Regions from separate parts of the Homo sapiens genome. Here region 1 is linked to region 2. A link is an interaction called in ENCODE POLR2A ChIA-PET data of the cell type or tissue named here. Cell type or tissue: OCI-LY7. All regions are shown on one strand.

What was found. ChIA-PET counts read pairs that join two places held together with the same protein. Peaks named below come from ENCODE experiments on the same cell type or tissue, not always from the same donor. Only the 100,000 strongest peaks of a DNase experiment are listed, where the experiment ranks them.
Region 1: POLR2A ChIA-PET joins it to region 2 with 6 read pairs; 2 of 35 experiments call an interaction of 5 or more read pairs at or near these places.

Annotation. Positions count from the first base shown.
Region 1 is chr5:156,680,708-156,685,707 of GRCh38, forward strand. The region is part of intron 7 of SGCD (sarcoglycan delta); the gene reads left to right. Among named protein-coding and RNA genes, the nearest start is that of PPP1R2B, 170 kb to the right of the region's middle. In OCI-LY7, no CTCF peak of the experiment used is centred here; a DNase peak (open chromatin) is centred at 2,504.
Region 2 is chr5:156,950,858-156,955,857 of GRCh38, forward strand. TIMD4 (T cell immunoglobulin and mucin domain containing 4) reads right to left here. Exons shown (of 9, transcript NM_138379.3): 2 at 3,558-3,899; 3 at 655-933. Among named protein-coding and RNA genes, the nearest start is that of TIMD4, 9.9 kb to the right of the region's middle. In OCI-LY7, no CTCF peak of the experiment used is centred here; no DNase peak of the experiment used is centred here.

The DNA of each region.
Region 1 (5,000 bases), 270 kb before region 2:
GAGAAGAAAAGATGTGTGTGCTGTGTCTCAAGGCAGAGTCAAAATTCACCAAGAAAATGACAAGGTAGAAGCACTTCAGCAGGGAGAGGTAACATTATATGGTATTGCATGGAGACATGAAAGCACATGCATAATGCTGAGACAGGATAGTTTCCTTGACCCCCTTCATGGGCAGGAACTGGAGTGACTCGTTTCACTCAGCCTGCCACTGGCCACTCCTCATGGGAGGGAGTGTGCCAGCGAGTGAGTGCAGGAACCAGAGTGAAGGAACACTGGAACCAGCCGGTCGCTCCTCTCTGGCAGAAGCAGGCTCTCTGTGGGCCCTGCAGCAGTGTCCAAGCATGGTATAGCCAAAGGTCATTCAACTCTGCCATCTGCGGAGGGCCAAGTGCCAATCAGATCAGTAGGGGATCAGGGTGGCAGCCACTGTCCTCTCGGCACCCAGGTTCTTGTCCGGCGTTCAGGAAGAATCAGGTCACACGAACTGTTTGAAAGGTATTGAATGCCGAAGACTTTACTGAGCGGTAGTGGCTCTCAGCAGAAAGGCTGGAAAGGGGATGGGAAGGTGATCTCTCCCAGAAGCCCAGCCATCTCCATCCAGGCCCCTCTCTGAAGCCACATTGTCTGAAGTTAGCCACAACTGTCCTTAGTCTCCAAGGCTCAGTTGCTTCTCTGCTCACTGCTCAGTTGCTTGTATCCTCTCCACGCAGCCACTGGTGTTGCTCTGCCAGCTGAAGTCTTTTATGGGCACAGGATAGGGGTGGGCCAGGCCAAAAGCAGTATTTGGATGAAAAATGGGGTCAGCTGTTTTTACTTAGTGCTGCGGTTCCAGGCTTAAGGGTGGAGTTTAGCTGGGAGAATAGCCCTTCTGTATCAATATGTTGGAAGTATGATGAAAATGTCAACAGGGTATTTGGGGCAGAGAGTGATAGATGATTATGTTTGACGCTGGAGAGGAACATTAGGTCTGGATGATAAAGAGTCTAGAATGTCATGCCAATAAGTTTGGATTTCAACCTATAGATGATGGGGGAGAACAAACACAATTGCAAATTAAAAGAAACTCTACCATAGTCATCATTAGAATGGTTTTTAAAGGTTTCATTATTCATATTCTTGATTTATTCTCAATTTGAGGTTACTTTACTGATGAAAAAGTTCTAAGTTGTCCATCTAAAAATGGTTTATGTCAAATGACGTTGCCAAAGCAAATGCTATTATGAAAGTGAAAATATAATCTCAGCAGGCGTTTATTTAATTGAGGGCCAGCATAATGAAGGAGTTTACTGTACCTAAAATAACATGTTCTCAGCCACTGGATTTAATGAAAACCTGCTTAGAATCTATATAAAAAGGGTAAAAATTGAGTTGCATTTTCTCTCTGGTATATTTCTCAGGAACTGACTTGGTAAGGATCAAACATGGTACATGTTACTGACTTATTCAAGGATTTGTAACTTAAAAAGAGAGAAAAGATAACGTAGAATGTCACTGTAAATAAAAATACATAGCTGTGGCCAATTATAGCTGTTTCCACAACTATAATAGCATAAAATACACAAGTAGTAAATGTATAGGTTTATTCTCGTTGAGAAATAAAATGCTGTTTTCACATAGGATGTTATGGGCATCTGAATATTTAAAAATAAGATTCTGGAAGGCATGAGCAGAAGTGTACAAGTTAAATAGGTTCTAATGTGGACAAGTAGCAAGAGTAAAATTATGTGGAAAAAAACTTTTAGGCTAAGAGAAGTAATAAAACACAAATCTGTTGACTTTCACTTGACCCCTGTTCTACAAAATCAAACTGTATAAATGCAAAAGTCTGTTCAGCTTCTGCCGAAAAGGCAGTATACTTCAGACTTGCCTTAGGGTTAACACAGTGACCAAGACAAAAAGAATGTAGTATGGACAAGGAACATTAAAGTTCTAAGTAGAAAGCTGATTGGAAATGTAGGAAGAAACCAGCACGTCTAACTGTGAAGAGAGATGGAGGATATCATTTGATCAGCAGGGGCTGGGTTCTTCAGGCCTTTGTGGTATTAGGGGTCAAGGACCAGGGGAGGCTTAGTTTACATTTGAGAACACTTAATAATGACTTTGGAAGCAACATTAGTACCGTACCGAAGGTCTCCAAAGTATTGACATAGAATGTACACATGCACACAGTAGAATAATGGGCATTAAGCAAAGCTGATGCCAGCATTTCCCATTCCCGTGCATCCTCTTCTTTGCACACATTCACACGGGAAGTTTAACTTACAATCCCCAAGAAAGCAAAGGATATTAAAACAGTTGACACATTACAGTGAAACAGGTAAGTTATGGAAGGGAAAGGCATGATTTCACTAATGTTTCTCTGACAGAATGGAGTGGGGTGATCTGAGTGAGTGATAGCCAAGCCTTAAAGGAAACAGATGTCCGAGATATATAGATGTTTAGTTCCATCAAATGAACCACATTAGATTGCAGGAAACACCTGAGTGTAGGATTGTTCATGCTGTAAGATTTTATTGAGTTGATAAACTACATAAGCTTTGAAACAGACACAAGCCCATTTACTTCTGCTTTTGTTGCACATTCACTTTTAGGTGTATTTCCTTCATCTTTGTATCCATAATTAGCCAAAAGCATCATGCGGACAGGGTAACTTTTCTTTCCTCTCTATTTTATCCCCAGTATCAAACACAGTGCCGAATGCATGGAAGCTAGTAAATATTTGTTGAAGGAGAGATAAATAAGATTAAATCCAAATCAGCCGACATGGTTAATCCTAAGAGAAGGGATGAGCAATTCTGTAGACAACATTATATTTTGCTGAGTTATAGAAATTCTTCTATTTCTCTGGCCTGACACAGGTCCAAATGTCTTTATCAGACAAAAACAAAAAACCTTCCTGGTAAGTTAATTAAGAAGAATGACAAAGCCAGCAGTTACAAAGCATCTAAACCCCTATTCAATACCTTGAACTTTGCATTTGCATAGACCTGAGTGAAATCCCTGGCTTTGTCACTACACAGTCACGTGATCTTGAGCAACTCTCCTTAACTCTTGGATGCTCAGTTGTTCCATCTGAAAAGACAAATCATAATTGATTCATCTCATAAGGCCTCTATGATATTTGGTAGACAAAGTGCCAGCACACAGAGACATCTAATGGAATGACATAGCTATTCTAATTCAAGGGAAACTTTCAGGAGTTTAAGATTAATTTAGTGAGACTCCACAAAAAGTTGAGACCAAACTACAAAAATGACAGCCCAACAAATTTTAACTCATATGTTCACTAGTTGATTGTCTCGTGTACAAAACTGTAGATTCATAAGCCAGGGACGAGGTTTGTCTTGTTTATTCCCATGTGGTACTAAGTACAGGGCCCTGCACATAGTAGGTCATTAACAAACATTTGAATAATGAATGAATGAATAAGTAAATTTCCACATAAGATGTTATGAATTACCAAACTAGTTAGTGCTCTGTGGTCTACACTAGAGTTGATGTCACTGAGAGTTAGGAAACTGTAGAAAGGTGGATGGCATTCTGGGTGGTGGAGGTGGGGAAGATGATGAAGTGAGGATGCTATGACAAGAAAGAAAGTGTAACACTGCTGTAGTCAGCAGCATGAGCTCCTCCCAGGAGGTCATGGTCATGGATGCTTTTGATGAGGGTTGAATAGTCTTTCACACCTTGACCTCTGTTTTGCTCCTCTGCGCTATAGATTCCAGCTATGGTGAATTATTTCCAGAATCTCAAATGCTTTCTCTTCCTGGATGGCCTTTGAACAGTCCTCTGTTTGGAACACTTCCGTATCCCTTTTATCTATAACTGCTTCTTACTCTTTGGGTCTCAGTTTAGATATCATCTCCTTTTGTAAGGCTTCTGTGAACCCCCAAACTGATTTCAGGCTTTAATACAATCACAGCAATTATTCATCTGTATTGTATTTCCATGCTGAGTTGTTTCTTTCCCCCAGCAGGCTGGGAAAAGACCAGGACAGTCTACATTTACCAGCCTCTAATACATCACAGTCAGTATCCACTGAATGAATAACACCATTCTGAGATGTCAAGCCTCAAAGAATTAGGAATGCTTCTAAAGAAATAGGAAGGTTATGGGGGATGGTTGGGGCTTAAAACTGGATAATTTCCGGTTTTAGTTTTCTTTGAAGTAGCAGAAAACCCAGTGAGTAGAAATATCTAGTAATCAATAAAGCAGGAGTACTAGGGAGAAAAGACAGGGCTGCAGTGGATATCATCTGCAGAAGAGAAAGAAAAACAAAGGGTGAAAAAGATATACTCGCATTTAGGGAATAGAAGGAAGAAGCAGAGCTGACAAAGAAGTCAGATATAGAAGCTTAATGGGAAAGAAACGTTTCTCAAAGGGGTAGTTGTCATTCACCTTGAAAGCAGAAGATTAAAAACCCCTTAAAGGAAAGGGGCAGATGCTGAAAGGAAATGGGTGGTAGAGTGGAGTCAGCTGCTCCAGAATCCAGGGGAGATGCGTCGCAGGGTAAGAACTCAAGTGGGCTACTCGGCCAAGGGCAGCTCTTATCCAAAGAAGTCAGGCTTAGGCTTGTGTTAAGACAATGGAAAGGGAGAGATGGAAGATGGTAGAAAAAAAAGCTCATGGAGGCTGATATGAGCTAGAAAGTTGTCGGTGTTGCTCTATTTTGTCCTGGATCCTTTTAGTTTCTTATGCTTCTTTCCTGCAGGGAAATGGAGTTAGGCATATGCTGTCTAGAATGCTTTAGAAGTTTCCCAAACATTAGACGAAGCAAGCTGCAGAGTGCCATAGAGTAGAAAGGGCCATCAGCAATCCTGATGAGCATCTTTTTGCCTTAGTTTGTAGCTCCTAGGGATGTAGGGTATTTCACTATCCACAGAACCTCCAGCTTGCTTATGTGCTGCCTTGGAACCCTTCCTAAGCTTACCTCATGCATGCATGCCTTGTCAAGAAGCTTACAGTACAGTTGGGGAGATAATGGGGATATTGTCATTTAC
Region 2 (5,000 bases):
GGTTCTTCAATAAACATCTCTTGCAAGACTCCTTAGAGGTCAATTGGAGAACCCAAAATGCTGACTTTTCAAAAACACTAAGGAAAAGGCAGAAGAAAAGAGAAACCATAAAAAAAGAAAAGGAACAATTTGGTGAAAACACCTCCTCGTACACACACACACACACACACACACCCATGCCTACTGTGAAGGAATAAATTGTGTCCCCTCAAAATTCATATGTTGAAGTGCTAACCCTCAGTACCTTGGATGCAAATGTATATTGAGATAGCGCCTTTAAAGAGATAGTTAAGGTAAAATGAGGTCATATCAATGGACCCTAATCCAATACAACTGGTATTCTTACAAGAGATTAGGACATGGAAGGACAGGCAGAGGGAAGACAGCCACCTGCAAGCCAAGGAGAGAGGACTTAGAAGAAACCAACCCTGCTGACACCTTGACCCAGGACTTGTAGAACCCAGAGCAGTGCGAAAATAAATTTCTGTTGTTTAAGCTACCCAGTCTGCGGTGTTTGTTTGATAGGCCTAGCAGACTAATATACGCATGTGTACACGCACACACTCACACACACACTGAGAGAGAGCAAGTCACTGGGCTGCCTCATTCAGTGAGACAGCACTGTTCTAAGAAACCCAAGATACATCTGCGTACCTGCAGTGAGGATGGGCCCTTCCTTAGAAGGCTCGGGAGTCAGAAGACCTGTGGCTTCCTCCGGAAGGGTGCTTGGGGTTAGTGAAAGGCACGTGTTTGCTGTTGTGAAGACGGCAATGGTTGTCATCTGGAGTGGTGTTCCGGTTGTGAGATCGGGTGTGGTCACGACTGTTGTTGGAAGTGCAGCTGGGGTTGTTGTCATTTGTCGGGTGGTGGTGGGGCTTGTTGTTGTTGTTCTGCGTGTGGTGGTGGTTGCTGTTCTGTGCGTGGTTGTTGAGGCTGTAACCAACAACAGACATGTTTGGCACCAAGCGGAGATGGAGGAAAAAGAAAATAATGCAAGTATATCTGGGACCCATCCATTTCTGTTGTCCTCACCTGGTCCACTGGCCTGGACGATTGTAATGCCCAATAAAATTGTGTTTCCTGCCCCCACCCTGACATGTTCCTTCCAATCTATTCTTCACACATTGGCTACATAATCATTTAAAATGTTGGCCAGGTGCAGTGGTTCACACCTGTAATCCCAGCACTTTGGGAGGCCGAGGCGGGTGGATCATTTGAGGTCAGGAGTTTGAGACCAGCCTGGTCAACATGGTGAAACCCTGCCTCTACTAAAAATACAAAAATTAGCTGGGCCTGGTGGTGTGTGCCTGTAATCCTAGCTACTCAGGAGGCTGAGGCAGGAGAATCACTTCAACCTGGGAGGCAGAGGTTGCAGTGAGCTGAGATAGTGCCACTGCATTCCAGCCTGGGCAACAGAGTAAGACTCCATCTCAAAAAAAAAAAAAAAAGTCAAATATAATTATGTCCATCCCCTGCCTAAATCTTTTACTGGGTCCTCCTTGCCCTTAAGATAAAGAACCCAGTCCTGCACCTTGGCCTGCAAGCTACAAGCCTCCATTTGACCCCATCTTGCCTTTCTTTCCAATCTCATATCTCCACCCGCCCCCGCTATCACTTTTTCCCACCCAACTGGCATTTATTTAGCTCTTTGAATATATCAGCAACCTTCCCGCTGCACGAACCTTTGTACCTGCTGCTTCCTATTCTCATTCTTCATGAGGCTGACTTCTACTTCACTCTCATGTCTCAGCTAAAGGTTACTTCTGCAAGGAGGCCATGTAGATTCTCCAATAATGATTAGGCTTTATTATATGCTCTCATAGTTTACCTCCACAGCCTTTATTGCATTTCATAACTGCACATTTATTTCATTGCTATTGTTTAAAGCCTGTTTATCCCGTTAAACTTTAAGCACCATGAGGGAAAATCTGACATTTATTTTGTTCTATGCTACAAATCCAATAACTATCACAGTGTCTTGCATATAGTAGGTGCTCCAAAAACATTGCATGAATACATAAATCAGTGCATCAAAAGTGAGCTCAAAGTATGCAACCTAGAGTGAGAATGTGGTCTCTTTCAGACAGTAAAGATTGGTTCATACCAACACCACTCACCTCCTACATATCTGATTTGAGCTTCATTAGCTACCGTTTATTCGACAGATCTCATCCTCCCTAGAATATGCCAAATTTCCATTGACTCTAATGGACCAGAAAGACACCATTTGTTCCAAGTGAACTTCGAAATGACCTCATAATATATAAAGGTCAAGTATTTTATAAAATAATAGCTGGTTATACCCAACTTGAAAAGAGAAGACTTGAGTGGGAGTCATCTAACTTCAATAAACCTCATTTCTCTCTTCTGCAAAATTGGAATAGCTTTTATCTCAGAATGTTGCCTTAAGAGAAAGACATACTAATATGTATGTAAGTTCTTAAATTAGAAGCATTTACATCAGTTGGCCTCAAATTTTAGAGTGCGTTAGAGTCACCTGAAAACTTGAGAATATAGGCCGGGTGTGGTGGCTCATGCTTGTAATCCCAGCACTTTGGGAGGCCGAGGTGGGTGGATCACTTAAGGTCAGGAGTTCAAGACCAGCCTGGCCAACATGGTGAAATCTCATCTCTACTAAAAATACAAAATTAGCTGGGTGTGGTGCCAGGCACCTGTAATCCCAGCTACTCAGGAGGCTGAGGCAGGAGAATCGCTTGAACCGGGAAGTAGAGGTTGCAGTGAGATGAAATTGTGCCACTGTACTCCAGCCTGGGCAACAAGAGCAAAACTCTGTCCAAAAAAAAAAAAAAAAAAAAAAGAGAGAGAGAGAGAATATAGATGTCTAGATTCCTGTCTTCCAAAGTGCCCATCCAGTTAGGAATAGAGCCCAAGGATCCTCCAGGTGACACTGATGCAGGTGGAATACAGAGCTCATTTTGGGAAGCTCTATACTGGACAAGCCCTAAAGGTAATTATTGTTAGCATTATTCAACCATACGCTCAATGCAGCTCAAATTTTTGAAGTCCCACCATATCCCAGATTTCATCAAAAGCAACTGATAGTAACAGAAGAAAAAGCTCCTGAAAACTGCTATGACTGTGTCCAAATCTCATGCCCTTTCTCCCCTGCCAGAAGTGGCAAACTGTTGGTTTACTGGTTGAAGGTGACCCCTGAATACATTTTATTTAGTTCATGCAGTTTTTTTATTATTTTGAAATCTGGCAACATGTAAAAAATCAACAGAGTTCACATAAAACTTGATAGGTCTGAAAACACTGGACCCAAATATCTGCAAGGTGGTAATCCCCTAGATACGTAGCAGCTGCCTTTTCAGATTGACCCTGCAATTCACGAGTTCCCTTTCCACCTTCCACTCATTTCTGTGGCTGCTTTTGTATTTACTTGCCTACTTCAAACCACGGCACTTTATTTCAAATTCAATCTTCCCACTCACTGTGAAAGCAACTCTAACCTCTTCACCACCATCCACTGATCCCATTGTCCATTAACCACTGAATCTCTCCTTCCGCAGGCATGAGGCCCTTCGTGTGCTTACCTCTCTGTAGATTCAGGCGCACGTTTATCTTTACATCGTTGAACCAGCCAGGCACTTCTATGCGGCAGCAGTACACACCGCTGTCACTTTCACTGGGGTTTAAGATGGTCAAGGAGACATCACCTCTCGGGATAGTCCCCTGAAGTCTATATTTTGCTGACTTTCTTGAGGTCACCCTCATTCCATCAGTGCGGATGAGCGCCTCCTTGCAACCGGAGTAGGGGCACTGGTCTTTCCCCCAGCACATGCTGTTGCTGTTGTGAGACCAGGATGAGTACAGACAGGGCAAAGTCACCCGGTGACCCAAAACCTCCGTCACAACAGTCTCTGAAGTGACTGGTGCTGCAAGGAAAAATGCGAAATTTAGGTCATGCAGTACTGAAATCTCTCAAACATGCTACACAGTTTTTGTGCTAATAGATGCTTCCAGGAAGATGAAGAAAGCTGTAGTCTATGTTTCTTTTCTTTCCTTTTTTTTTTTGATACAGGGTCTTGCTTTGTCACCCAGGCTGGAGTGCAGTGGTACAATCATGGCTCACTACAGCCTCAACCTCCCAGACTCAATCCATCCTCCCACCTCAGCCTTCTGAGTAGCTGGGACCACAGGTGCGTGGCAGCATTCCCAGCTAATTTTTGTGTTGCTTTTGTACAGACAGGGTTTCCCATGTTGCCAGGCTTATGTGGTTCTTTAGCGTAAGTTTTGATGTGCCTTGCTTACTCCTGTGCTCCTAACTCCACATGATTCTATCCCCTAAGTGGAACCAGGTGACCAGTTGAGTCTCTAACCGTGGCAAGACCTTTTTGCTGATTTAAATACTCTGATTTGAGTTCCATTCGCTAACCAATAAACTCTTACATGAAAAATCCTGACCTTGAAACCCAATTTCACTTATTCATATAATCAGGTGGGCTGTTTTCCACAAATAGATATTGTGGACTACAGACTTAAAAGCTTCAAATGGCTGGGCATGGTGGCTCACGCCTGTAATCCCAGTACTTTGGGAGGCCGAGGCAGGCGGATCACAAGGTCAGGAGATCGAGACCATCCTGGCTAACACAGTGAAACCCCGTCTCTACTAAAAATACAAAAAATTAGCCGGGCGTGGTGGCAGGCGCCTATGGTCCCAGCTACTCAGGAGGCTGAGGCAGGAGAATGGCATGTACCAGGGAGGCAGAGCTTGCAGTGAGCCGAGATCATGCCACTGCACTCCAGCCTGGGCAACAAAGTGAGACTCCATCTCAAAAAAAAAAAAGCTTCAAATGGGTCTCCCAATCCAGAGAGTGCTATGAGAGAAAGATAGGCTGTAAAACTGTATTCCATTTCCTTCTCTCCTTTCAGTGGAAATTACTAGAATTGGAAATTACTTAGACTATTTGTTTGCTGTTAGATAATATGAAGTTAGGTGGAGTTCATGGACTATCTATTTATTTTTAATGGACAAA